Regions from separate parts of the Mus musculus genome. Here region 1 is linked to region 2. A link is a loop called in an ENCODE intact Hi-C map of the cell type or tissue named here. Cell type or tissue: left cerebral cortex. All regions are shown on one strand. Links, peaks and the distances in the headings refer to the core of each region. The heading gives the core; the rest is flanking DNA.

Evidence for each region. A loop is a pair of places that touch in the nucleus more often than their neighbours do. Peaks named below come from ENCODE experiments on the same cell type or tissue, not always from the same donor. Only the 100,000 strongest peaks of a DNase experiment are listed, where the experiment ranks them.
Region 1: it touches region 2 in a loop (2.4-fold over the local background); 5 of 42 quality-filtered maps call a loop at or near these places.

Annotation. Positions count from the first base shown.
Region 1 is chr1:132,751,047-132,765,837 of GRCm38, reverse strand. No RefSeq gene overlaps it. Among named protein-coding and RNA genes, the nearest start is that of Nfasc, 17 kb to the right of the region's middle. In left cerebral cortex, for the core only: CTCF peaks have their summits at 2,644 (motif pointing left), 6,669, 7,052 (motif pointing left) and 7,936 (motif pointing right); DNase peaks (open chromatin) are centred at 6,205, 6,658 and 7,051; H3K4me3 peaks cover 459 bases; H3K27ac peaks cover 297 bases.
Region 2 is chr1:133,080,577-133,095,367 of GRCm38, reverse strand. It overlaps Pik3c2b (phosphatidylinositol-4-phosphate 3-kinase catalytic subunit type 2 beta), which reads right to left. Exons shown (of 33, transcript NM_001099276.2): 12 at 14,285-14,407; 13 at 10,383-10,550; 14 at 9,756-9,867; 15 at 8,289-8,431; 16 at 6,992-7,180; 17 at 5,309-5,402; 18 at 5,103-5,197; 19 at 4,507-4,687; 20 at 3,700-3,807; 21 at 3,004-3,096; 22 at 1,583-1,712; 23 at 534-670. Gm51647 (a long non-coding RNA gene) reads left to right here and starts at 1,712. Exons shown (of 3, transcript XR_003948005.1): 1 at 1,712-2,055; 2 at 2,193-2,254; 3 at 2,825-3,007. In left cerebral cortex, for the core only: a CTCF peak has its summit at 7,526 (motif pointing right); DNase peaks (open chromatin) are centred at 5,778 and 7,553.

The DNA of each region.
Region 1 (14,791 bases), core at 2,558-10,557, 330 kb after region 2:
AAGGATGGCTGCCTCTGCCCCCTACCAATGCCCCCCACATTCCCAGCACCTAAGCCCCCAAGGCAAGAAATGCAAATATCAAGCCAACTATGGTGGTGGACATTTGTAATCCTAGCACCCAAGCCAGCTCTGGCTAAACTGAAGTTATATAGTAAGACTCTATCTCATAAAACAAACAAACAAACAAACAAACAAACAAACAAACAAACAAAGGGACCGCAAATATCTCAGACTTCCAACAACAAAGGTTCACACATATCTGAGTCAATCCCTTTCCTTCTGGCTGGCCAGTGTCCTCCCTGGGGCCATCTACTAATAGCCTTTACATGACTTCTCATAGGTCCTGAGGGCGTGGTGAGGCGTAGTGCGCCAAGTCATGAGACACGAGGCTTTCTGCAGAGTGGTCATGGCTCACGCCTCGTGACTCTGCGGAGTGGTCAGGCCTGGGCCTGCAGCAGAGAGTTCCTATCCAGTGGGCCTTTTCCTGGAGGCGTCAGCAGTGGCTAAACCTGACTGGCCATTCAGGACCACGCCCAGCCCAGGCTGGAGAGGAAAATGCTCCTGTAGTGGAAGGGGGGACTTTCAGCTCACCTCCCACCTGTGACCTCCCATTTCCACCCCTCCAGCGCCGGCTCCAAAGCCACTTCCATTCCTAGCACCGTCTGAACCCACACATCCGCTCCTCCAGGATCTAACCCCTTCCCGTTTGCTCCTTTAGCTACTAAACCAGTCTCCTTCCCTTAACCTTACACAGATCCTCTGCTGAGGCGAGTAAGAAAGTGGTAGGGGTATGGGTAGGGGTGGGGGTGGTGAGCACAGAGCTAATCTTTTCCTCCTGGGGGGGGGTGGGGCCCCATGGCCAGCATAAATCTCCTCTACTTTCTCTTAACACCTGGCCAGCTCCTTGTCACTGTGCTAACAACATTGTATTGATTTGCTCACGTGACCGTTTTCTCCCAAAGACCATAAACTCCTTGAGAGCAGAATCTATGTTTTGTTTGTTGTTTTTGAACTCGACTACCCACTGGTGTCCAATAGAGAGCAGGCACTTCATAAGTACAGAGTGAAAGCCTCTCTAAGCTTATAAATTCACAAAAGCAAACGTAAGCTCCAGTTGTTCACACTGTTTCCCAGCAAGGCCAGCGTTGACTGGAGAAGAGAGGTCTGCTTACAGCCTACAGGGGTTTCCAGAGGGCTGCTGCTGCCCCAACTCCAAGCACAAGGCACAAGGTCAGCTGCCCGCCACCCTTCCTGCTGGGGTGTCATTGCCACAGTAGGAGAGGACCCCTGTTCTTGCAACAGGAACAGTGAGTCACTCAGAACCAGTACAGCACAAGGGGGCTGCCTAATAAAGACAATGCTATCTCTTCCCCATGTTAATGGCATCCATCAACAGAGAACCGGAGACCTTGCTCTGGAGTGCCCACCTAGCTTTAAGTGTGAAGGTGAGAGTGTGGATGTAGGTGAAGCCCAGTCCCCATCTTCTAGGGCCACCAGTGCAGCTGAAGGCATGTGCTGTGCAGTATTCTGCTAGGCATCTCAGTCAGGGTGCAACTGCAGACGGCGCTGTGTGGTATAAGTCACTCCTGTGGGTGTCCCAGGGGTTGGGGCGAGGGACTGGTGGCATTTTATGTGACACACAGAACAATGAGGCAATGCTAAGGGTAGGTGTAGAAAAGCAACTGAGGCAAAGGCACAGCAACAAAAAGTCCCCAACCCTGCATGCAGCTCGGCTAGCACAGGGTAGGGGAGGTCAGCTCCATGGGCTGAAGGGAAAGAGGCAGGGGCTGGGATATGCCTTGAAGATAAGAAAACCTTTCAAGGGGCCTGGAGAGATGGCTCGACCGCTAAGAGCACTGACTGCTCTTCCAGACGTCGTGAGTTCAATTCCCAGCAACAACATGGTGGCTCACAACCATCTGTAATAATTTACTCACATTAAACAAACAAACAAACAAACAAACAAACCTTTAAAAAAAGGAAAGAAAGAAAAAAAAAAACCTTTCATTGTTAGGACAAGAAGAATGTAAGCAACAGAGTGTACCCCAAAATACTCCATTCTGGAAAAAAAAGAGAGAGACTAATTTAACACTGGGCGATGGCTCAGTGAATAGGGTACTTGGCATGCCAATGTGGAGACCAGGGTTCCTATTCCTAGAACCTATACAAAGCTAGGCAGACATGATGGTATTCAGCACTCCCTGCCTAGCTGTCTAGCTAGACTAAGTGGAATCAGCGAGCTCCAGGTTCAGTGAGAAACACTGCCTTGATAATCATGGTACAGAGGACCACAGAAGGCCTCCAACATCAACCCTGGCTCTCCGTACACATGCACACATGTACACATGCACACATGTACACATGCACCCACACCTATGTGTGCCCTTAGACATGTAAACATGCCTGCACACACACAGCACATGGATACACATGCAAAATAATTTAATTTAAAGTTAATCCAAGCAGGCTTAACAAACTAGCCTTACAAAAGGCCCATAGTTCTCTTTCCAGCGCCCACTGGCAACTGTCTTCTCATTCCAGAGAGCCATAAGAATCAAAGGCTTGGGCTGGAGACATGGCTCAGTCCTTAAGAGCACTCACTGCTCTTCCAAAGGTCCTGAGTTCAATTCCCAGCACCCACATGGCAGCTCACAGCCATCTGATGCCATCTTCTGGTGTGCAGATGGACATGCAGGCAAAGGACCCATATACATACATAACTAAATGAGAGAGAGAGAGAGAGAGAGAGAGAGAGAGAGAGAGAGAGAGAGAGAGAGAGAGAGAGGTGTGGAGAGCTTTGGGAATTTGGCAAAAATTTGACAGTGGCTAGGACAAGGCTGAGGATGAATACAGTCAAAGAATGTATTGTATTCCTTGTATCTTGGTCATCCTGATAAACTCCTAGATACAGTGACCGCAGGATTTTGTTTATTGCCTTGTTTGTTCCTTGACTTACTTTGTCTTTGACCTAGAACTGACCCTGTTCTTCAAATATACCTAGAATGATATAAATCAGACTGGAAAAAAAAAACCTGCTTCAGCTTCAGCCCTGCTGTTATGTGATGTGTTCTGTTATAATGTTGTCTAAGTGTCTTCTCTTTCTTTAATTCTCACTCCCTCCCTCGAGACCCTGTTGACTGGCTGAGCTGGCTTGGTCAAATAAGTAAATAATAAATAAATCTTAAAAACAAAAAGCTTGTATTTTTACACAAATGGCAACATGCTACATACAATGTTTTAGATTTTTTTCAATTAAAATATACAAGTGGTTGTGGCTAATTTCAGTTGTCAGCTTGATTGGATTAATAAATGCTTTGGGGTGCTGGAGAGGTGGGTCTGTGAATCAAGTGCTTGCTGTAGAAACAGGAGATTCGAAGCTCGAATCTCCAAAACCCATGCAAAGCTGGGTGCAGTGCAGTGCGCCTCTGATCTCAGTGCTCTTACAATGAGATTCAAGGCAGAGACAGAGAATCCTCAGACCTCCCCCCCCCCCCACACACACACACCAGTTAGTCTGGCAGACACAGCAGGGAAGCAACAGGGTCGAAGGCAAGGACCATGGACCAAATGAAGAAAAGGATGCCCTGGAGGATGCTCAGCGGTTAAAAGCCTTTGTGCTCCTTCAGAGGACCTGGAGGGTTCAGTGCCCACATCAGGTAGCTCACAACCACCTGTAACTCTAGCTCCAGGGCATCTGATGCCCAGTTTTGGTTTCCAAAGACAGTAGGCATACATACTGTGCACATAAATATATGCACGCACTCACACATATACATAAAATGAAAATTAAAGAAACAAATATTTTATTCACTTACTTTTTCTTCCAGCAGAAGCTCACTACGGTGCCTCTGGTGACCGGTCTGGAACTTATCATGGAGACCGGGCTGGACTCAGGCTCACAGAGATTCTTCTGCGTCTGCCTCCCGAGGGCTGGAGTTAAAAGTGTGCGTCACCATACCTGGCTCATAAATAAATCTTTTTTTAAAAAATACGTTTAAAGGGCTGGTGAGATGGCTCAGTGGGTAAGAGCACCCGACTGCTCTTCCGAAGGTCAGGAGTTCAAATCCCAGCAACCACATGGTGGCTCACAACCATCCATAATGAGATCTGAAGCCCTCTTCTGGAGTGTCTGAAGACAGCTACAGTGTACTTACATATAATAAATAAATAAATCTTTAAAAAAAAATACGTTTAAAAAGGAAAAAGCCAAGGTAAGCACTGGCTTTGCCCCTTCTCTGCTTCCGACGTAACCCTACCCGAGCCAGCAGCAACCCCACACACCTCCGCCACCACTTATGATGCATTTGGGCAGAGCCTCTGGTGGCATTCTCTTTATGTTCTGAGATCGAGAGAAAGGATGAGTTCAGAGGTGAGGGACTTTTGGAGGAGGTAGTTTCAAGACGGCATAATATACAGGCTGTGCACTTACCCGATTTACAGCGGGGAAAGGCAGAAAGTAGAACAGAAAAACCAAACGTGCAGTTTGGCCAAGAAAGGAATGTGAACCCGGCTAAAGCTGCAGACCAAGGCTGAATTGAATGTTAGCTGTGGAAAGTGATGTGTCTAACTGTTGTTCGAACGCTGTGCTGGTTCACCCTCATCGTCAGCCTGACCTGACTTGCCTGATTTGGATCCATCTAGGTGGCACACCTTGAGGGTCTTTCTAGAGGAGTGTGACTGAGGAAGGAAGACCCTGAATCTTCCCGTGCACACTTACGCAAGAGTGCAAAAGTCAAGACTGAATAAAATATGAGAAATCAATGAGTACGGATGAGCCCTACCGTGAAAGGATGAGACAAAGGACCTCTCTTTGGTCTTGTCAGACACCGGGGGTTTCAGGTGTGCTCTGAACACTCAGCTTGTTGTATATGGATCTGAACTCGGCTCCCTGTGAGTGCCCACAACAACAGGGCCATTTCTTCAGCCCACTTCCATTCCTTCACAGGTAACCTCTGCTAGATAGCAATATGAGGCTTTTACATACATGGTCTAGAGTATTCTTTAAGCATAGTATTCTTTTCTTTTATAACTGTGGGTTTGCCCACACCTATGCAAGAGTGCATACTTCAAGATTATAAAAATATACCTTCATGTTTTCTTTTGTATGGGTTTAATTTTATTTTTAATTAGTTGCTTGGTCGATAACAAATTTCGGTTTTAGGAATGACTATTTCTTTTCCTTAACACTGTAGCTCATATTTCATGTTCACCTGTTTCTGAAAGTCACCTCATTCTTTTTACGGTGGGAATAATAACCAGCTCCCTGAATATAGATCATTTCTATACAGTATGGCATTATAAATAATAATGTGAGACATACCCATCTCGATGGCATCCAATGCAGTCTAATGCTTATGCAGTTAGTATTGTTTACATGTCACTGAGGGATCAGCTTAAAAATTCAGATTCCAGGGCTAGAGGGATGGCTCAGCAGTTAAGGACACTGACTGCTCTTCCAGAGGTCCTGAGTTCAATTCCCAGCAACCACATGGTGGCTCACAATCATCTGTAATGGGATCCTATGCCCTCTTCTGGGGTAGGTGGTAGTGGTGTTGTGTCTGAAGGCAGCTACAGCGTACTCATATACATAAATAAATAAATCTTTAAAGAAAAAATTGGATTCCAGTTTAGTATATCCAAGGGAACTTGGGGTCTAGGATCTGTAACAGGTTCCCAAAGTCTTCACAGTCCTGTGTGTGTGATTCACCTCTCTAGTATGTGTCCAGTCACTTGGGGAGGAAGGAGCATTCACAAGCAGTCTGACCCTGTCTTTGAAGGGCTTGAACAGTGAGGAATTTTCCATTAAGTCAAGTCTATTTCTAAGCCCTGGTTCTGCCACCTGGGCACAGGCCTCGCTCCTGTGCCAAGGCTTTAGCATTTTGCTTAGACCGTCTCCATGGCTTCCCTTTTTCCACCTGTGCCACAGATGCCCAAGTCCTGGGAGGGCAAAGAAGAGCTTGTTCCAGCTTCGAACCCAGTCTCTGACCTAAGCTCTCCCTATGCCTGCCTGGCCACGGAAGGCCATGAAGTGTTCTCAGCCATGCCTCCAACCCCCATGCTTCTAAAGAAGACTCTCCTAGTCTAACAGGATGGGGGTGGCTGGTTGGGTGGATTCCGAGAAGGAAGAATTGAGTAGAGGAAGAAGGCCCTAGTGGTGTGCTGGCAAATGCTTAGCTGGCTCAGCTCTCTGCTCTCCACAGCAGCAGCAGCAGCAGCAGCCGGCTGACACCACAGCCCTGATGTCTAGCACTCAATTGTTTCGGTGGTGTCTAGTCTCCCTCCACCGCCAGTGTCTAGCTGGCAGAGTACCATCACTGCATGTGGTAACAGTTAGAGCAGTCCCAAGCAACAGAGACAGTAAATGTAAAAATCCCCAGTGACACTAGATTGTAGCGTAATCATTAGAAAATTAGGAGTTTTAGTGCTTGCCGTATTTTTAATGTATTTAGTTGTAAATTTTTAACGAAGGCTATATTTAGCAACACGTCTTCGAAATATAGCTATCTGCTCTCATGAGCATGTTTGAGCCAGCTCCAGCTAGTCCTTTTGGGCCTCCGCTTTGATAGTTGGAATTTATCTTCAAGGACAGACAAGCCTTGGAGGCTCCTTACTGCCTATGCCTTTGAGACGCTCCCATTGATGCTAGCATCAGCGCTCTGTCACCCCCTATCGTCGACACCAGTGTCTACAAGTACCAGGGAGCCTTACTTTCTGGGACAGATTTGTACACCCCAGCGTAGGTAGAGTAGTCCCCTTATGCAGCCTTTTTGCGTGATTCTTCAGCTCTATTATGCACCCCATCATTTGGGGCGAGTAGAGGTAGTAATCACGCGGCATCTCATTCTGACTTTGAAGGGCTCAGTGAGGGTTTTCCTATTAAGTCAGTCTATTTCTAAGCCCCAGTACTGTGCCCTGGGCACAGGCAGAGGAGGTCCGCTCTCTATCGTCAGCCAGCTACTCTCTCCGTACCCACCAGAGCAACGGGTCCTTTGAGCTCAGACCCTCCCGCGGGGAGATGCAGTCAACCTTACCTGGAGCTGTAGCGCCATCTAGTGTCTCTGTAGGGACATTGTCGCGTTCACCGGCTCTTCAGCCCCGCCCGGGCACCCCTGAGTATGCTGTGCTGATTTTGTCTGAAGTAGAAAGTCTCTCCAGACATCCACATCAATGTGGATCACAGCTGAGAGCTCCAGCCTGGGCAACCCCGGGGTTCCTCTCAGCCAGCAGCTTTCAAGCCTCATCGCCTAAGACCACCTGTGAGAAATACATTTACAATAGACACAGCAGTCCAGGATATCCTGTGTAGAGAAGGTTCGAGAAACCATGTCTACCCTTGCTGTGTATAATGCATTTGGACAGTTCTGTTATTATTCTTTTTTTCCCATTAGAGGAAAAATAAAGAAAAGCCAGACACAACTTCAGCAAAGAGAACAACTTATTCACTGATTGGTCATTTACCTGTTGTTTGCAAAATCTAGCCTAGACTAACAAATCAGTTCACTGAGGACCAAAGAAAGAAGAAATGAGCTCCCCCAGCGAACCAAAGGCAGATCCATCAAGGTCCAGGTTGCTGCTGTCTAACCCTGCACTCTTTTCCTCTAGTCGCTGGCCTTTTCTGGGCTCTTACTTAGCATGGAAGCCCAGAGGCCCCACTGGCCTTGGTCTGGACATTTAGGCCACATGGATGTGTGTGCAGGTGCCCCATAGCCCCAGAGCCCCAGAGGCCAAGGTCCACCATCTTCTGGAGAGGAGCTTCTTTTTGTAGCACCAGGCAGGTTTACTAATGGGGAGGACAAAGGCAGGTCAACAGGTGGTATTAGCATTCTTACTCCAAGTCACAGGCCTAAAAGTAGCCTCTGGGATGTCTGTCTGTCTGTATTTTTTTAAAGACTTATTTATTATGTGCATTAAGTATATAGTGTGTGCATGCCTATATACCAGAAGAGGGCATCAGATCCCATTACAGATGCACGTGCAGGTATACACATGTCAGAGCATGCATGTAAAGATCAGAGCCACCATGTGATTGCTGGGATTTGAACTGAGGACCTCTGGAAGAGCAGTCAGTGCTCTTAACCGCTGAGCCATCTCTCCAGCTCCCCTGTCTGTATTTTCATGTTTTAGATAGTGACTCACTATTGGGTTGTCCTCAGATGGACACTTCACCCTTGGGACTGAATTTCTTTCTTTTTAAAAAACAATTTATTTTTATTTTATGTACATCGGTGTTTTGACTGCACACGTATCTGTGTGAGGATATCAGATTCCCTGGAACAGAAGTTAAAGAAAGTTGTGAGCTGCCATGTGGGTGCTGGAAATTGAACCTGGGTCATCAGGAAGAGCAGCCAGTGCTCTTAACTGCTGAGCCATCACTCCAGCCTGATCTGAGACTGTCTTTCTCTCTTTCTTTCTCTTTTTCTTTCTCTCTTTCTCTTTCTCTTTCTCTTTCTCTTTCTCTTTCTCTTTCTCTTTCTCTTTCCCTTCCCCTTTCCCTTTCCCTTTCTCTCTCTCTCTCTTTCTCTCTCTCTCTCTCTCTCTCTCTCTCTCTCTCTTCCTTCCTTCTTTCCTTTCCTTCTTGTGTGTGTGTGTGTGTGTGTGTGTGTGTGTGTGTGTGTGTGTGAGAGAGAGAGAGAGAGAGAGAGAGAGAGAGAGAGAGAGAAAGAGAATGCATGTGCAGGTATACACATGTCAGAGCATGCATGTAAAGATCAGAGGACCACTTTTGAGAGTGTTCTTTCTTTCTAACATGGGTTCTGAGGTTCAAACTCAGATTATCAGGTCTGTGCAGCAAGCATCCACTGACCCACCTTGGTGGCTCTGAAACTCACTTCTAAAACTTGAATCTTAGCTGATTCTTTAAAATGATTCCTGGTGCAGTGTTCCTAGGTGTGGAGGTTTGAATAGGTATAGCCCTCAAGGGCTCATGTGTCTGGAGGCTTAGCCCATAGGCAGTGACACTGTGAGAATGTGTGGTCTTATTGGAGTAGGTGTGGCCTTGTTGGAGGAAGTCTATCACTGTGGAGGCAGGCTTTGAGGTCTTACATATGCTCAAGCCATGCCCAGGGTGACACACAGTCTCCTCTTTGCTGCCTATGGATCAGGATGTAGAACTCTCAGCTCCTTCCTAACTCCATTTCTGCCGGAACAATTCTATGCTTCTCACCCTTTGATAAAGAACTAAACCTCTGAAGATGTAAGCCAGGCCAAATTCAATGTTACACTTTATAAAAGTTACCTTGGTTATGGCATCTCTTCACAACAACGAAACTAAACCCTAACACACTAGGTGAACAGTAGTAGAAAGATACATCCACATGATTTTCCCAGAGGGTATTTTGGCATTTAAAAAAAACTAAAATTTTAGGTTGAATGTATCTGGAGATGTAGCAAGTTTGAAGTAGCCCTGGGATACCCACGACCCTGTCTCAAAACATATAAAACAAAACAAAATAGCTTCAATGTTCAAGCCCACCAACCTAGACATTCTATTGGTAGACATTTAATATAAGGGACTAAATATTATACATTTAAAAATGACCACCATAATGTCTTGTATTTCTAAAAATATTTTTATTTTTTATGTACTTGGCTGTTTTGCCTGCATGTATGTCTGTAGACCACATGTGTGCCTGGTACCCACAGAGGCCAGAAGAACATGTTGGAATTGAAGTTACTGACAACTGTGAGCCTCTATATATGGGTGCTGGGAATTAAACCCAGGTCCTCTGGAAGGGCAGCTAATATGCTCTTACCTCTTGAGCCATCTTTCCAGCCTCCAAATTTTGTATTTTTTAGAGGGAAACATATGAATAACATCAATATAGAGTTAGTTTTAATTTTCTGATTTTATTACAAAAAATGTAATAGTATGGGGCCATTTTGTATCTCAGTGTGGAGGGTGAAAACTTACAGAAGAGCAGGTGACAAGACCCTCTGTGAAGTGCCCACTTCCTAGGACCAGAGTGGCTGCCACCTGCCACTAAAGAAGGGAGTTGTCCAGAATCACATGCACACTGTTCCCCAACCCCACACCAGGAGCCTCTGCTGCGTGCACCTCTCTGAGAGTCATTTGGGGGAGAAGAAAGGAAACTCTGGAAGTTCACACTTCTCTGTGCGTAGATGCACACGAGTTGCCAGTGGGATGCTCACAAGAGTAGGAGCCAGAGCGGTGTCAGGTGTTTCAAAATAGTATTTATAAAATGTGGTCTGCATAAACATTGTCCTGTGAAAGGATGTCTTGTGTTAAGCTTCTGGCTATTACAAAGCTGCAGTCTCAGGGTTGTATTGCTGTGAAGAGACACCATGACCATGGCAACTCTTATAAAGGAAAACACTTAATTGGGGCTGGATTACTGCTCAAAGGTTTAGTCCATTATCAACACGGCAGGAAGCATGGTGCTGTCCAGGCAGACATGGTGCTGGAGATGGGGCTGAGAGTTCTACATCTGGTTCCACGGGCAGCAGGGAGAGAATGAGAAACTGGGCCTGAAATGCGCTTCACACCCACTCCAGCAAGGCCACACCCCCAACAATGCCACTCCCTATGAGTCTATGGGGGCCATTTTCATACAAACCACCATAGCTGCTGGGGACGCTTGTGAGCAGGGTCTTGTTTAAGCATAAGTTTACACTTTCCGACATAAATGCCCATGAGTGCAGTCGAGGATTGTTTCCTGGCTTAGCATAGGGTGGTCCTGGGAAATGCTTCATGATTGTTTGAGAAGAACACGTGTTCTGGTGAAAAAGACTGTTTCATACATCTCTCAGGCCCAAGCGGTGTGTAGTGTGGTTGAAGCTGCTTGTGTCTGCATCATTTTCTCTGATTCTCTCTCTCTCTCTCTCTCTCTCTCTCTCTCTCTCTCTCTCTCTCTCTCTAGCTCTCTCTCTCTTTCTCTTGTACTGGGTATTGAAGTCTTCAACTGTTGCTGTCCAACGTGACAATCTTTGTCTTTGGAGCATTTAATCTACTTACATTTAATGTTTTATTGAGCTAATTGGATTTCAACCTGCCATATTACATTCTGCCCTCTGTGCATCTCATGTCTATCCCTCTCCCTGCCCCCCTCCCGGGCCTTTTCCTTCTTTATAGTGTCCTTTGGGTTAAGTGCATTCATCTAACATAGCTTTTAGATGTACTAGGGATCAAACCCAAGGCCCACCATGCACAACACACACTCCACCACTGAGCTACATCCTTGTGTATGAATTTAGTTTCCTGGTGAGCTCTCTAATTTCTGAGCAGTTGTTTTAGTCTAGAACTTCCTAATGCTGCAACACTTTGATATAGCTCTTCATTTTATGGTGAACCCAGCCCCCAACCATAAAATTATCTCATTGCTACTTCATAACTGTAATTTTTTTACTGCTATGAATTGTAATGTAAATTTCTGACAGACAGGATATCTGATATGTGACCCCCAAAGGGGGTGGAGACCCACAGATTGAGAGCTGCTGTTCTAGATCATTCTGCGTGCAGCTTATTTCACTGGAGTCAGCACCAGGCCTATACTGTGCAGAGCTGTGCAGAAATGTTTCTCCTTGCTGGCTCTGCCTCCCCTGCTCCTTTCCATGGTGTATTGCTAGAGTGGGGACTTTTAAAAGGTGCAGGATTTCTGGATGGCGTCAGCCTTTCGACCCCAGAATCTGTATTTTTTTAAAGCTCCCGGTGATTTGATGGCCAGCAGGTCGGCAAGCTCCCCTTCTCTGAGGCTGAGGAGGTGGCGGTCAGGATGTAATGACAGCCACACTCTCAGAGTTGTGAAGCTGATGCCATGTCTCTGTCTTGGGCCCACTCAGTTCTCTTCCCCACATGCTGTGCTGTGTACCCATGTGTCTCCACAGTGACTTCTGTGTCAGCCACCTGCTTCGGGTTCCTCGGAGAAGGAAAATGGATTAGGGGTGGAAGAAAGTGCTTGAGTCCTTCTGGATATTTGAGGGGAAAGTTGTTCATGATGGCCAACCAACTGGCCTAAGCAGTGTTCTATTGTTGTGAAGAGACACCATGACTGCAGCAGCTCTTACTTAAAATTTTTAAAAGGCATGTAATTAGAGCTAGTTTACATTCTAGAGGTTTAGTCCATTACAATAATGGCAGGAAACATGGCGGCACATGGGCAGACGTGGTGCTGGAGGAGCTGAGAGTTCTGCATCTGGCTCTCAGGCAGAAGGACAAGAAAGACTGGGCTTTTGAAACTCCAAAGCCTACCCCACAGTGACAGACTTCCTCCAACAAGGCCACACCTCCTAATCCCTCTCAAGTAGTGCCACTCCCTAATGACCAAACATTCAAATATATGAGCCGATGGGGCCAGTCTCCTTCAAACCACCACACTAACTATGACACGGATGACCCATGGGGAGAGGATTGCAGGATCCAAAGGGCAGGTCAGGCACTAAGGCATCATGTGCTAAGGTCTAGCGTATGCCAGGGATTAGGGAGAGCATTGGAAGTAAATAAGTGAACGAGACACACGGTGAGATGCAAGTAAAAAATACAATGAAATATTCCATGTACTCAGAAACTGGATACTTTGTGTAATTTGTAAGTGGTGAAGGCTGAGCTGAGATGGACTGAGGAGTGAATGAGGGAGGATTTCAGCCTCCCTGAGAAGATGCACACATTTCACTGCAGACATATCTGACCCAAAGGTTGCTCTTAAGGATTGGCACCCACGTTTCCTTAAGCTCCCCTAACTCCAGGAAGAAATTCACAAGCTTGAGGCTCACAACTTGGTTATGAGCAGAGCCCTTAAAAAGCACCTGATTGGTCACTGAGATACAATACTCTGTCTACAGCATTTCTTTGTGGGTCACTGGAGCCGTAGACCTTTGAACTTTTGCGGTTGCAGAGCACTGGACAAAACCTGGCTGGTGGACTCTCCACAGCACCACGGCATAGCCTAGGATTTGGCATGGCTGACTTTGACAGCAATGACTAAAAGGGATAACAGAGTTCCTCTGTGGGTGCTGGGTAGGCTGAAGGAGCAACACTCACAGCAGCTAAGGGCAATGTAGGAATGGAAAGTCCAGGGGGTCTGCAGAATCCAAACCAAAAGACAGTCAGCAAGGCTCAAACCCCATAGTCCCAGAGACAGCAGCAGCAAGTAGAGCATTGATGCCAGAGATGCCCAGGGAAGAGCTAGCCTGTGGGCAAGTCAGAGAAACCAGTTCCTGCCTGGGACTAGGGCCACCTGTTCCATAACAAGGATCCATAGAGAGACATGCTATGTATGCATCTAGGGCAGCCTCCATCCTTCCTGAGCTCTACAGGCCCTGGAGACTAGACATGGACTGGATTTTAGAATAGATCTTTCAATAGTAGAGCTTAGTCCTAGGAAACAAAAAGCCACAAGGATGAGAAACTCTGAATTTCTTCAGTCTAGAAGATCCTGGTGACTGAGTTGGCCCTTGTGAAGCTTAGGATTAACTTCCCTAGAGACAGGATTCGGTCTTGCCAACTCCCAGGAGATGACCTCCAAACCTTTGCAGCAGTCAGGTTGATAAGGACGTCCTTATTCACCTCAAGGTTTTTGGACCACACCGTGCATTCTGACATTCTAGCAAGGTGATACACCGTGGGTCCTTGGATCAGATGTTTTCAAATTGCACTTTGGAGGGACTGGAGTCTAAGGTCAGTGTTTTGGGCAGTCAGCTATGCCTACACATTTTGCCCCCAGTAGGAAACCCTGATATCAAGGCTCAGGGGAGCCTCTCTGGCTGGCAGTGTTCTCTCTGTGTGGCTATATGTCATGGCTCGAAGCTAAACACAGCTACATTGTCCTCGCTGAGAGAGGACAGCTGGAGTGCACATCTGTTTCTCCCAGGCTTGATGCTACCAGTGTAAGTACATTTATAATCATCCAATGCAGATCAGTGTGCTGGGGCTTCCAGTCTCTGCTTGTCCCCATTCTTGGGTCAGCACAGCTGATGGAGCATGTCATTCCAACCGGAGTACCCCAATCCCATCTGTGTGATGGGCAGTTTTAATCATCGACTTGACATAGCCTAGAGGGGAGACTCAGCGAGAGATTGTCTACATTGAATTGGCCTATGGGGATATTACCCTTAGTAAGGGTAATTGATGTGGGGAGACCCATTCCAGTGTGGGCATGACATTCCCTATGCAGGGGTTCCTAAACTGCATAAGATGGAGAAATCAAGCAAGTAAGCAAGCAAGCCTGCATGCATGCATTTGTTTCTTTCTGCCATTGACTGTGGATCTGAAATGTGTAGGTATTTTAAGTTCCTGCTGCATTGACATCCCTGCTATGTTGGACTGGAACCTGGAACTATAGGCTGGAATAAGCTCTTCCTTTCTCCCATGGTTTGCTTTTGTTCTCTCTCTCTCTCTCTCTCTCTCTCTCTCTCTCTCTCTCTCTCTCTCTCTCTCTCTCTCCCCCTCCTCTCTCTCTCCCCTCTCTCTCCCTCCCTCTCTCTCTCCCTCTCTCTTCTTTTTTCTTTTGTCACAGAAACAGAAATCAAGTTGTGATAACCTGTGACCATCTCCAGCCACAAAACCATTATTTATGATTCTAAACACTCAGCAATGATTTCATGAGACCTCACAATTGCTCTAAACCCACACCACAGAGGCGCAGCTCAGAAACTGTGAGACTCTGGCAAGGTATCTCAGGCACAGGTATCAGTTCCTGCCCTATAAAATGGGAGCAGCAAACCACTCGCTCCAACTCCATAGCTTCTGAAGGGCTGATCAAGTGCCTCACAACCTCAGGCAGTGGTCTGCCAACTGCAGGCAAGGACCCCTAGAAAGAGCACAGCACTGTCTGTCCTG
Region 2 (14,791 bases), core at 3,738-11,737:
CTGACCATGGATCACAGCAGGCCACCAAGGCCCCACCATACCTGGAGGCTCACTTTCTTCCTATAGCCAGGGCTAGCCAAGCCTCTTTCCTCTCATGTTAGTCTCACCAATAGCTGCCACCTTGGCTTCTAGTTATGGCCTTGTACAATGGTCCCACTCCTTGGAGCAAGGGGCTGGATTAAAATGACAGCCAAAGTCTTTTGCTGCCATCTTGAATTCTCCTCAGCATCACTAAAACCCCCTGAGAGTTCGAGGGCAACTGGCCTGGATCCACAGTTAGGACGGACATATAGTCAAGCTCTCAAAAGCTGCCCCCTCCCCGGATAAGACCCAAGGAAAGTTTGTCTGACCAATATCAATTTACCATAGTCATCTGACCTACCTACACAAAAGCATAGGTTCTCAAAGAGCACACCCTTCCCCCAGCCAAGCTGAGCTGGCTCATCTGTGCACATGCAGGTCTGGTGGGAGCAGCGCCACATATCACAGTCAGGCACACAGCCTCAGCTCTTGGGCTCCTGAGTCAATCTTACCTTTTCATATTCATCCTCCCCAGGGTTGTGTTTTTGTAGCCAGTCGGCCAGGGGACGGTCCTTGAAGGAGCCAGTCACCCCATGTTCCACCTGGATCTTGCGCAGTGTCTCTGCATTGGGTATCATCTCTACCATCCCTGAGAGAGAAGGGGTCTGGCTTAGGCTCCAGAACAGAGGGAAGAAGTCTACTACAGAACAGTGGGAAGGCTAGGTGCTTCCCATGAGCTAAGTTCCAGGGCTTTGGACAAAGTCTGCTATTAGGAGGGATATACCATGAGGGACGATGGGCAGAAAACCATGCCTACATCACATAGTCTAGACCCGCTCCATGCTTCCACAGTTCACAATGTTTCCTTTTCTTCCCCCACCCCAACCCTTTTGAATTTTACTATGGAACTCTGAAATATATACAGAACCAAAACGAAGGTGGGATTGTTTTTGTTTTTTTTAATCAATGCTCATGTAACCGCCACCCAGCTTCAATAATCATGAGCACTTAGCTAATCTCATATCACCCTCCATTACCTAGCTAGCTTCCTATTTCTTGCTGCTCTAGCTGGAGTCCCACAAAGCAAGACAGGGTCTCACTCTGTCGCCTAGGCTGGCCTCGAACTTCTGATCCTGCACCTCAGCTGAGAACTGGGATCATATGTGTGTTGTCACCAACCTCTGCTCTAGATGTGCCATCTCGGGCATGATTACTTTTAAGTGTACCCAACAAGTAAAATACCATGTATGTGTCATATCAAAAAAAAAACAAAACAAAAACAAAAACCAACAGCAGTCCTTGAAGCCAGCCGATTTTCAAATTTCTTACAGCCATCTCAAAACTACAATCGGTTTGTTTGATCAAGATCCAAAGTCCACAGAGGTTGCTATGCCTCCGACTCTGTTTTGTTTCACAACAGTCTCTCCCTTACTTTCTTTTTTCAAGTCACCCCCACATCTTCTCATGGACTAACCCTGCCCTTCTATTCTCCATTGTTCAAGTTGGGAAGCAGGCAGAAGGCAGAGAGGGAAGGGATGCCCTGCCCCAGTTCCCCACGGACCTTTTCCTCGGCCAGTGGAGAAGCAGCGGAAGATGACCATGCGCATGTCCAGCCCCTCCTGTACCCAGATCTTGCTCATGATGCGAATCATCTGCAGGGTGAGCATGTCCTGACGAAGATCATCCCCACACTGGATAAGGAAGAGGAGCGATTAAAATCCACTTCCACGCCCTCCCACAGCCTCCCAGACCCCTCAGCATCCCAAACTCTGTGGCAGGGAGAAGCTGCAGTTCTCTAGCTTTGCACCACTCACCAGCTGACCGGGCCTACTCGAGGTCAAGGAACAAGAGAAGGGGCACTAATCCCTGATGCGCCCCCACCCCAACATTCCTGTATCCCCATTATGGTTCCGTTTCTGCATGAAACTCCTCTGATCACTAACCCTGCTGGTCTAAGACGTGGTCTCTCTGTGCAGCTCAGGCTGGTCTTAACCAGCAATCTTCCTGCCTTGGCCTGTGAGTGCTAAATTACAGGTATGGACCCTCATGTCTGGTTCACCAGACCTTTTAAAAACGTGAATGTTTATACTGGATCAGGAATTAGCTGTGGTACACAGCACATGTGCACTATAAGGTTTGAGTCACAGAGTATATTTATTTTACTTTTTCAGTGCTAGAAATTGAACCAAGAGCTGGGTGAATGCTAAGCATATGTTCTGCTTTTGAGCCCCAGGTAGGTGCTGCCTGCCCCACTGTAGCATATACTCTGGAATTATCATTTGCTTCTTTCCCACCACCATGGAGAAGCCAGTCAGAAGGAAGAACATGAGGTTCATCTAGGCTAACCAGTACCTCATATACATTCTCTAGCACCCAGCCACATCCTCTACTAGAATATGGTCATCACCTTACCCATGGCATTGTGGGAGTAGCCCCACCTCCCAGAAAGTGCCTCCATATTCTGAGCTATGGATTGCCTCTCTTTCTCCTAACAGTGCTGGGGCCATGCAGAATTTATCAAAATCCCCCTTTACCTGCTAGTCTTTCCTGTATTAAAAAGTAGCATGAGCGGACTGTAGATGTGGTTCAGAGGGAGAACTGTTGCCTACTATGCTCAAGGCACTGAGCACAATCCCCACCAATGGAGGTGGGAGTGGAGGAAGATGGAGGAGGAGGGGGAAGAGGAAGAGGAGGAAGGGAGGGAGGAGGAGAAGGAGGAGGGCGAGAGAGAGGATAGGAATGGTCCAGGCCTTTCCTGCCAGTCCTGAGTATTCTCTTCTCTCCCTGTTTTCATCCCCACCAGGCATGAGTAAGGTATTGGTTTTGCTTCCTTTTTTGAAACCGTGTCTCATTATCTTGCCCAGCTTGGCTTGGAAGTCATTGCATAGCCCAGGCTTGCCTCCTGGCAAACCCCTCTGCCTCAACCTAAGCACTGAGATTTCAGGCATGTGCCACCAAGCCTGCTGAGTAAAGCACTCTCACCTTAAAGATGACTCTGATGTTCTCGCCCAGCGGATCCACATTTTGGAAGGCAAGCTTCAGGGGCACTGCGTTGGAATTGAAGTAGGAGCAGTCCTGTACAGCAGAGAGGGCAAGCGACCAACGTCAGCATGCTCCACAGCCAGGAAGGCAAACACCCTCTTCACGCTGAACCAGCACGCTGTCTGCCCTCTTGCTGATGTGTTCATTGCGTCTCCCAGATTTCCCAGGAACTCAAAGTCCCTTTCCTCAATCCCCTCATCTTGGCTTAGGTTGTTAGAACCGGTGGCTCTACCATGTGATTGCCCACCCCTTCCCATCACTCTGTATGCAACTTACTGGTTTGTAACCTCTGCTAAATCTCATGTCCTACATGTTCATAATACTACTAACTGTCTTTGAGTTGTGAGGATGGAGTGCAACAACCGACAGAAAGACCCTCACTGGACAGTGAGTCGAGGCACATGGCCAAGAGCTGCCATCCTCGCCACCTTCCCCAGCTGCATCCTCAGCACCGTCAGGGAGACTGAGCCTCTGACCCAGTTCCTCTGCCCTGCAGCACACAGTTACAGTTGTCAAGCCAAGCCCAGGCATAGTTAAGCTGGGAAGAGGTCAAGTGTTTGCCCTCCTCTCCTAACAGGGTAAGGAGGCCCTCACCACCCTCAAGTCTTTGAAGTTCTACCTCTAGGAGCGACTCACCCTGGGCACGATGCCCTTCACCAGGAGACTGGGACTGAGCGGCAGACGGCACGAACCATTGAGGGCAAAGAACTGCTTCACCTCCTCCAAGCCCACACGAAGGATGCCCTTCAGAGGGAGTGGGGGAAAAGCAGGGGTGAGGTGAGAGGCCCAGAGGCTCCACTCAGAGCCAGGTGTCTCCCAGAGGAAGGTACCTAGTCCTGTGCCTGAGTAACAGGGACAACTTCTGAGAAACTCTTGGGAAGCACAATCACCCACTTGGGTCCCAGACTTGTTCAGTGCACAAAAGCACACCCGAGTGTCTATCTAGAGAGGCAAGCCTTCCAGGAGGGCATAAGAAAGCAGGCATAGGATGGAGGGCAAGAATATCCCAAGGGGTAAAATCCTATCTGGGCTTTGCTTAGAAATGCTGACAACCCAGACTTACACATGGAAACCTCTCAAGTTTTAAATGTCAGAAATCGGCAGCACTGCTGGTGTGGCACAGTGTCCCTTTCTGTCACCTGTCTCAGCCCTGAGACACAGTTCCCCACAAAGAAGTGACTGAATCCTAGCCCACACCTGTTGAATGTGTCTATGCAACAGACAGCATATACAAATATGTCTAACCTTTAAGGCTAAGTCAAAACCAAGCCAAACAAAGCACATTCATGAGCTGTGGCCAGCTTGGGGACTATCTGCTTAGGCCTGCAGGTCACAGCCACCTCTTTCTAGTTTCTAAACGGGACACTTGCAAGGTGTAAAACTCCTGGTTACATAAGCCTCAGTTAGAAACAGGGACAGGGAGAGCCAGCCTTGCCCACTCACCTGGCGGGCGGATGGGGTGGCCTCTCGGACCTGCTGGGCCAGTTTGGCCAGGGTGTTGACAAGCCAGCACTGGCGGTTAAACTCCTCCCTCAGTCCCTTGCCACAGCAGCACAGCAGGGCTGCTAGCAGGTATTGGTAGCGGATACTGAACTGAGAGTCCTTGAGGCTGTCCTTCAGTAACCTGCAAGGCAGGGCAGGTGGGGGTCAGGCTACTCACTAGCCACAGCATGGAGCTAGGGAAGAAAGGGTCATATCCTACCTTGATACCTCGATTCAGAAAGCTCCCCCATGCTTCAGGGTAAAATATAGTTTGAATATCTACCCTGTCTTTGAGCTGAAGCCCCTCTGCAGCTCGCCTTACCTTTATACTTCTGCCATGGGTAGGTAGGGAAGGGGGGAATCTAGATGACACTGCCAGAGTTATATGGAGGAGAACTGAGACCTGCCCTGAGGAAAGATACTAGACCAAGGCCACAGGGAAGATGAGCAACATCCTGGAGCCTGATCTCGTAGCTCCTCACTTAGCCTGCCACAGGGAAGAGAGTCTTGGCCTAAGAACGCTTGTCTACCTCTTTTCTTTCTTCCCATGGATTTACCAGAAGAAGTAGTGGGTCACTCGCAGGTCAGAGATGGCTCGTTTCAGGAGAAAGCGCACCAAGGGGCTATCCAGGTAGCACTCATACTTCAGGGCCTGTTCAGAAGAAAGCAAACACGAGGCTTTTTTATTCACCACACTGACTAGTGTCCCTGGGGGCTCGGCTTCCGAGGTCAGATGTAACATGGGAGCTGCGCGGCCTCACACCTGGACTAGCTGGGGCAGGTAGTCCAGCAGCTCCGCATCTGAGAGGGAGCCGATCCACTGCACGGCCATCCGCCGCACCTCCTGGTCCGGGAAGCTGCAAAAGAGGTTAGAGCCTTGACAGTCCTCAGATGTGAGCCCACGAAACCTCGTGCCTGGGTGTCAGAGGCACAGAGCAGGAAATGTCATCCCCCCCCACCCCGCAAGATCTGCATCTCTCCTGGAGGGCAGTTCTTAGGAATGGTTCTTCCCCATGGACAGAGTCTCCCTTAGGCAGACAGGAACAGGATAATGACCTTTCTCACTCCTTGAACACTTAAGAGAAAATTGAAAAACAAAAAACCAACAACAGCAAAGTGTTCCACTCCACCCGCAAAGCTCTTCCTTAACTCGATGTACTTGTGTTAGGAATTCAAGGAGCCCTTGAGTGGGTGGAGCAGGTTTTCTGGGTAACATCCTATAATACAAAGCCTGCCAGGCAAGCAATTGAGAACTGTGGGGTTTTATATAAGCCAATAGACAGCCCGGGAAATGACTTTCTCGGGGATTAGCAAAGATGTAGCCTCAAAAAGTCTCATCAGCAGGTACAATTTAATTACTGAGATGGCAAGAAATAGACCAGGAAGCCTAGGTACAATCTAGAAAAGACAGCTGAGGAGTCTCAGAGTGGAGCCTTGTGACCCTAAGAACTCTTCAGGAGAAGGAAGAGGGATAAAGATTTGGGCTCTATAAAGGGAGAGCATTTGTTAAATCTTTGGATGAATGTGGGTATTCTTAATATGTAAATTTTACCTAAAAAAAAAAAAAGGAACCCTGAGTTCTATTATTAATGTGCATGCTACTAGAGCACGGTGGTGGATATCTCTAATTCCAGCACTCAGGACGCAGAGGCAGGCAGCTTTCTTTGGGTTCAAGGCCAACCTCATCTATAAGTCGAGTTCCAGGCCAGGTAGGGCTATATATTGAGACTCTGTCTCAAAAACAAAAACATCTGGGTTTTTTGTTTGTTTTGTTTCAAAGATTTGTTTATTATATGTAAGTAAAACATATACTCACATTTATTTATATGTAAGTAAAACATATAGTCACTGTAGCTGACTTCAGAAACCACAGAAGAGGGAGTCAGATCTCATTACGGATGGTTGTGAACCACCATGTGGTTGCTGGGATTTGAACTCACAGCCTTTGGGAGAGCAGTCGGTGCTCTTTACTGCTGAGCCATCTCTCCAGCCTTGTTTTATTTCAAGATAGGACTTCTCCGTGTAGCCCTGACTGTCCTGAAACTTGCTCTGTAGACCAGGCTGACTTCAAACTCACAGAGATCCACCTGCCTCTACCTCCTAAGTGCTGGGATTAAAGGCTTGATCCACCACCGCCCAGACAAAATTATTTGTTTAACAAAAAGTTTCTACCAAAGTATGTACAACAGTTGAACTCTGTGTGGCAGGTGGATAGGCCAGCACTTGCGCACCTTGTGACGTGTGCAGATGGAAATCTAGTGGTAAACTCTATGTGACGTGCACCTGGGGATACGGATGGTGTTATGAGATTAGGGGAAAATGAGACAAAGGAAAATGGGAGAGTAGGAAAGCCGAGTGCTGGCACATCTGCGACTCTGCTTTCCCTGAGCTGACCTGTCAAGTAATGGCAGTGCTGGAGCCGGGACAAGGAAGAGCTACAACTCACGTGGCATGCAGGAGTCCCAGGGCATCTTGGTGGTTCATGTGAGTCCACTGTTGCAGGAGAGCATAGATGTCCGGCAGGCAAGCCCACTCCCAGCTGGGTGCACTGGCGAGAACCAGGGGGAGTGAGCTCACCTCAGTGTGGCAGTAATAGCGTTTCTCCCACAGCTGCTTCTTGTCAGCATCCGTGAGCCTACGTGAGAGCGAGCGGCAGAGTGAGCCAGGGCACACAGAACTGCTGTTCCGAGGGAACTGACCCACACGCTACCATTCAGTGGCTTCCCAACGTCACCACACATTATTACAGAAGGGGTTGGTAACTTCTGGCGACTAGCTCCCACACCAATGCCAGTTGAGTCAGAATGTCTACAGAAACTAAACATTTGGGTTTTTTTTTTTTTTAATGATCACAGATGATTGCAGGTTTGGAGAACAGGATCCACATCTCACCTCTGACCCAATCTCAGGGACATTTCTCAGACTGAGGTCAACAATACCAGACCAGGGGATGGCCCGATGGTACTACTTCCAAGTAGAGCCACTAGAGGGCAGTAGGCAACACCTGTCAGGGTTTGGTCAACTGTGAGGCCTCTTGGGATCTCTCTTCGCTTTACAGGGTCTGTAGCTAATTGGGACTCGCCTGAGATCAGGTGTCTAATGGAAGACTGGAGCTGAGGGCTAATGAAATGAGGGGTGAGGAGTGGGCTGGGGGGCAGGGAGGTCTGCCTCGCTTGTTCCCTGACCCAGCATATGAACAGGGCTCTGCTGGGCCCAGAGAGGTGGCTAGGAAGATCAAGAGCCCTGACTCTCCTTACTCACCCCTCCCTCTCCAGTCCTGGTAGACACAGCAGCTCCAAGGATGAGATCAGCCTGGACTCCTTAACTCCTGAGAGCTGCCAGCTTGTCAAGACACCTGATCCTTTTTGGAATGTGACAAGGCCAGAAAAATGCAAAAGGCCTTTGGTGTGGAGGAAGGGGCAGGAGGAAGTGAGAGCAGGGAAGCCAGCTGCCCCACCAGAACCAGGGGGTGTATCTGGGGTGGTGGCAGGTCAGTCACTAGTGCGGCACCGGACTTTCTGGGATCCTATCTCCTAACCTGCTCTATGCACTTTCCCTAGTGTCAACTAAAGAAAGTCTGGAGGCTGCCACCATTGTCAAGTGGTCGCAATGACTCTTTGAATGACCACTTCCAGTCCTCAAGCACAAATGGTACAGCCTAGATGCTGGGAGGTAAGAGGTCAGGCAGACACAGACAGACAGCGGGAAGCCTGCGATATATAGGGAGGTGTCCTGGGCCTCACCAGTATAGGGACTCCTTCTGCGTAATGTCTTTAAGTTTGCGCTGGTCCTCCTCCCGGAGACTGCCAAACTCATAGCGGGGGCTGAACTTGTCTCCAGGGGGGCTGGTGAACTTGATGTCAAAGGCCGAGCTGGGGAAGTCAATCTTGGGATAGGATCAGAGACGCAGACGCAGCAAGGAGGAAGGAGGCAGTGTGAGTGAAGGTACTTCCTGGGTCCCGGCTGTTCTCTCACAGGCTTCTGCTCCTGCCTCTAGCCTCCCCTTCCCTGAAGTAAAATAACCCTGATGTCTGTGGTGATCCCCAAAATCCCAGCTGTAACTTTCAGCAAAAATTGAAAGGCAACCATAAGAAGCCTAGTGTGGTGGGTCACGCCAATAATCCTAGTACTCGGAAAGACTGAGGCAGGAGCATCGCTGCAAATTTGAGGTCAGCCCAATCTACACAGTAAGTTCCAGGCCAGTCAGCAATCATAGATAGAGAGGCCCTGTTTCATCCAAATCTTCCCCTCAAAAAAAAAAAAAAAAAAAAGGAAACATGGGCTGGGTTAACTCTCTGAGAGTTTAAGGCTAGTCTGGACTACAAAGCAAGTTCCAAGACAGCCAGGACTGTTACACAGAGAAACCCTGTCTCAAAAAACAAACAAACAAACAAACAAACAAACAAACAAAGAAACCAAAACAAAACAAAAAAACCCCAAAACGAATCAAAAATGAACAATGGGGAAGGTAGGGAAAGGCTGAGTTGAGATGCTTAAGGAAGACAGGATAGGCCCCACTTCAAAACCCTGAACGGCATTGACAGGGCAAGCCACTGAGAGTACCCAGGCTGAAGCTGGGGACCTCCTTGTGTGGTCCCAGAGGCATCCTAGCCTGTCTGGATCTGGTAGCACACAGTGAGTGAAGGCTCTATTAACTCTAGGGCCTGTGATCATCTGCTCTGAGCCACCAAAACATACATCCTCCTAAAGTGGGCATCAGAGCTGAACAATCCGGTTCGGTTCTCTAAGGGGCTCTGCTCTCTCACTCAGCACCTGACCCGTACCGGGCAGAGCCAAAGGTAAAACCATCTGCTAATGGAGTTGTATTCTGGATCTTTCTTCTTCACTGTCTGTTGGTTTTGCCACCCCCTATTCCACACCACAGCATCTCATGGGCTCGAGAAATGGGAATCACAACCAGGATTGAGGCAGCTTCTCTCCCACCCTCCCTCCAAAGAGAACATGTCCCTTGAGTGACTAGTGGGAACACTTTCCCTTGAGCCCTAAGAGAAGGGAGCGCCCAGCTGGATCTGACCTAGAAACATGAGGTCTCAAAGCAAGGGGAGCCATGGGTGGAGAAGGCCTCAGACCTAACTTTAGAGGATGCTGTGAAATTGAGGGAGGGGGATGTCTTCGACTCATGCTCTCCCATTTACTGAGATGCTTGGCCACATCTCATCCCATGCCCAGAGTTCCTAGCTGGGTCTCACCTGCAGGATAACACTGTCTGGCTGGTGGAAATTAGGCGCACTCCAGCGGGCACCGGAGTTTTCCTGTGTCGCTGGCCACAAGCCCAGGAGCTTTCGACCACAGGTCAAGACTCTAAGGCAGAAGGAGGGTAAGATGAGCCAACAAGCGGTGCCTACGCTGGGGGTTTCTCTCCTGCTCTCTTGTCCCCAAACCTTTTCTAGTTGAAGCTTCTCCCCCACTCCTGTCCCTTGGATTATCCCCAGAGGCCACAGGTCTTACTTCAAGCTCTAGGAGGGCTCCCATGGCAGAAAGCCTCTCTGAGCTTGCCACTCAGGTGACCCTTTGGCAGGGGTGTCTCCGTGCCTGGGTAGATGACCTCTGAAGTCCTTCTGATACAGGACCCCGTGACTTGTTACAGGGATAGTGTTTTCCCACGCCCCTCCCCCACCTGCCAGGTTACATCAATAGTCCGGGTCACCAGCTCTGTGCATTGACTTCTCTACAGGGATGGGGACCTCTGGGCTTCACAGTGAGCGCCATGTGGCCAACCCTTCTCAGGGAGTACCGAGTATAACTACCAGGCTTTATCTCCATCCCCCTTGCTCCCTTCCAAGGCTAGAAGCTGTTCCCCTGGCGCTCACACGTACTGCCTGAAGTTGAAGAGAGGGGTAGTGACCCAACCCAGAGCTTCAGGCACCCGCTTCTGCTTATTCGCTTCAGAGGAACCCCCAGGAGGGGGAACGGGCAGGGCATAGAGTGTGGCACACAGCAGAGTCTCCCGAGGTAGCCTGTTCACCTGCACTGGAAAGCAGATCCTAGGAAACAAGGGGATCAAAGTCAACAGCCTTGGGGGGGGGGGCTGGGGGCGGGGGGTGTAAAGTACAAGCAGAGAAGCAGCCTTCCACTCGGGTGTCACATATGTCCCAAGGCATGCCTCCCAAGGGACCAGGACAAGTCTCAAGAGCCTCTCTAGGAAGAAGCACCAGGTTCTCTGTCCCACCTTTCCTAGCCCCAGGGACCCCCCAAAACAGAGTCATGGGAAAAAAGAGAAGGGGCTTTTCAGAGAAGAGTGAGAAAGGAAACAGGCCAGGCCAAGACACGCATAAGCAGCATAAGCAGCGCTCAAGGCCAGATGTTCTTCACGGTCCGCCCTGACGGGGCCACACCCAGCCACACCCTCTGAGTTCAGGGTAAGGAGATTTGGGTGTGGGGAGGTGGAGAGAGCTGAGGGGCTGGGGAAAAGAGAGCCAGGGCCCACCCTGTTACCTTTCCGGGAAGCTGTCCCTGGGCCAAAGTCCACACTGCCACACCCTCCTGGCTGGCCCTAGGCCCGACTGCTGCTACACCCAAAGGGCACAGAGGCAGGGCCGCCACCCCCAAGGTCAGAGGTCACAGATAAGGCAGCCTCCCTCTTCACTGCCCCTCACTCCTGGGGAAAGTCTCCACTCAAAGAAGGCACTCAGCAGCCGCAGACTGGCACAATCCGGCTCTGCCCCAGCTGCTTCTACCCTGGGGGCCCCACAGCTATAATTAGGGCCCCTTCAGCAGCCAGGGGATATGCCAGGCTGGGTCTGGCCGGAGGTGACAGAGCATGGCTGCTGGGCCTATTTTGAGAGCAAGCTGATCCCATGTCCATCCAACTACAGTGGGAGGGAGAAGCAGCTGACCCCACAGCCAGGGAGAGGAAGTTGGTCTGGTCATCCAACAAGAGGAAGAGCTGACCCGTGGTATGGCCGTAATCCCAGCTCTTGGGAGGCTGAGGCAGGAGGACGGCTGGGATTTCAAGGTCAATTTAAGTCTGCATGAGTATGAGACCTTGCCGTGGGAAGGAGAGAAGGAAGGAAGGAAGGAAGGAAGGAAGGAAGGAAGGAAGGAAGGAAGGAAGGAAAGAAAGAAGGAAGGGGCAAACTGCCTTACTGAAACCATAATACAGAGAAGCAGGCAAGGCCTCCCCTTCCTCAGGTCCCAGTGTATCTGGGATTCCAATATGACCTTTCTAACCCTATGCCTCGGCTTGGTCAAAGGAACCACTACTTCTCCTGAAGAGCTGAGTCTTCTGGCCTAAGAAATTCTCCTCTCGGTGAGCCCTTCTCCAACACTATAGCACTGGGGCTACTGGGGTTGTGAGGTGCTGGGTGGGGCTCCTGCTTGGCCACTCACAATCTTGAGCATCTGAACTGACAGCTCCGCCCTTGGCACGCTCACCAGGAGAAGAGCAGCCTATATAGTTTGGGTTCTTTCTGCTGTGTGATATTAGTTATTACTCTGGACCTGGCTGATGTGACATAGATAGCATTTTCACACAAATATCCCCCTGGGCATTAGTCACTGCCAGCCACCTGGAACAGAGAAACAGGAACTGAGACGGTCAGAGCTTAGATGATGAGGACAGAAAAGGAGAGTGCATTTGCTTACCAAGCAGTAGATGGTGGACCAGGTTTGGTCTCTTTCCCTTTCTCAGTCTATCGCTCCCTCTCTCTGTCTCTCTTGTCTTATCTCATTATTTCACTTAGGCTGGTCTTGAACTCGTAACAATCCTCTGGCTTTAGTGTTTTAAGTGCTGGAGTACAGGTGTGGCACCCCATGCTCAGCTATCCAAAGTACTTTCCTATTTATTGGTTTGTTTCATCTTTGCGCCACTCATGAATCTAGGCAAACTCTCTACCACTGAGCAAGTTGTTTTCTTAGTGTCCTAACAACTCTGCCAAATCTTGGAGAGCACTCCTAGAACTGCCTCCATTGCAGGCTGTCTGTCATCTACTGAGGATGGCTGGCTCAAAGTTGAGTCCAGACCTTCAGCATGTCATGCCTTTTCCCACATGCCTTGGCCTTCATTAAGAAGGACTAAGAGGCTTGTGTGGCGGTGCAGGCCTTTAATCTCAGCACATGGGAGGCAGAGGCAGGTGGATCTCTGTGAGTTCACGGCCAGCTTAGTCTACAGAGTGAGTTCCAGGACAGCCAAGGCTACATAGAGAAACCACCTCCCACAGGGCCTGGTCCTGCGTAACAAGGTAGAGATCTTGACCCTAGCATGGAAGGACACCCACGTGGGAGGCTGGGCTGTGTCCATACCTCATACTCTGTCAGGGACCAGGTCCAGTGCTTAGTGAGGATAAGAGTCTCAATGGAGACTCTTGACTTTGGTATTCCAAACTGAACCCAGGTCTCACTACGTCGTCCAATCTGCCCTCAGGTTCACAGCCATTCTGCCCCAGCTTCCTGGTATTACAGGCCTCGCTTGCTTCTCAGGAGCCCCTTCATGCCATTACCTTGTCTGCAGGGTGTCGGGGCGTTCTAGTGTTTGTTAGCAAAAGCTGTACTTCATTACTGCTCTAAGAATGACCTAAGTGTGAAAACAGGCTATGCCTTCCCTCTAGTACCTTTATAAGACAATCTACCCAGACCCTTCAACTACTTATTTGAGAATCCTCCATCTCCCCGTGGACATTCTTCTGTCCCTGCCACCTGCATTCCACCCACTTACGTTGCATTTGCTGCTCTGTAAAGGGGGACTCAGACATAGTAGCCTGGAGAAGTGAAGGGGGGGAAGGGGGCACAGCAAGCAGGCACAGCAAGCAAGGGGCTTTCTGGCTGTCGGGAGGGTAAATAAGGTCCAACACAGACAAGCACTGGGGGACAAACCTGCAATCCCACCCTTGCGGTCCCCTTACCCCTCATTTCTCTCCTTCCTGAGATCACATTATTGTTAATAAACGGTACTTCATGCCATCTTGTGATGGTGGTTACTGTATTCATAACCTGCCTCAAGGTTAAGCAGGTGCTCTCAAGTCTCAATTTGAGAAGCTGAGGCCCCGACAAGTTAGAGAGAGCATGGGATTACCAAGAGAGCCAAGAAACAGAGCCTTATTCCTTGGCTCCATGCCTGTGCTTCCTTTCCTAGACAACCATCCCTGCTTTATCCATAATGGACAACTCAAGAGCCACCCCCACCCCCCATCCTTTTTGTAGGCATTGAGATGGGATCTCCTGATAGGCCTAGAACTTGCTATGTAGCCCAGTGTGGCCTCAAAACTACAGCCATCTGCCTCTGTCCCACTGAGTGCTAAGATTCTAGATTTGGTTTAATGCTGTTCTAGGGCTGGAATCCAGTGCCTTGCATATGCCAGTCAAGCACTCCAAGCTGTATCTTAGCCCCTTCTAAGAGAATGTTGAGAGAAAGGGAAGTAATAAAAAAAAAAAAATCTGAAGACCAGTTAAATGCTGTAAGAGAGGCAAGAGAAAAACAAGAAAGGTATTTTTAAAAACAGCAAGTAATATTTACATGACCCATTATAGAGTATAAAGAAGTTTTATGGGTACTTCCGGTTGGGTGTTCCTAATAACTTGAAAGGTAGAGATGGCGGCATGTTTGTCCCCAGGTAAGAGTCAGGAAATGACTCGGGAAGCTGGAGGATCTATCTGGATAAGGAGAGTTATGGAACCTGATTTGACCCAGGCTTGTGCTCAGTCTGACTGTCTACTGCTCCAGGGCATCCCTGAAGGAAGCAGGTTAGCTGCAGCCATCCTGGAGCTGAGAGAGAGGGCTTACTGCTGGTCCCAGATGATGAGGTGGAACAGGTACTTGGAGAAGTGAGCCCGCCGGGTCTGCAGGGGGCTGCAAAGTTCCTTGCCACCGTGGCTGAGGGAGCAGGAGAGGTAGAAATCTTCATAGCTGCAAAGCAAGCAGAGCGGTCAGTATACCTTGCCCTTCACACCAGCCACACCAGCCACACCAGCCACACCAGCCTCAGCCGCCCTGATGCCAACTTCCATTTCCTCTGGTAGACTTCTCTTCATCTTTGGAGGATGCAGCACGGGGTCAGTGTGAGGACCACCATGCCAGGCTTAAGGAACAGCAACCTGATCAGGACCCCTAGACCCCCAGAGTTTTAGGCACATGCTGAGTACAGGAGGTTTGGTTTTTTGTTTGTTGTTTGGTTTGTTTTTTTTTTTTCTTGGTCATTTCATGGGAATGGCTGTTTAGTCTCTTCCTTATAGTCAGCCACTGGTGTGTGTGTGTGTGTGTGTGTGTGTGTGTGTGTGTGTGTGTGTGTAT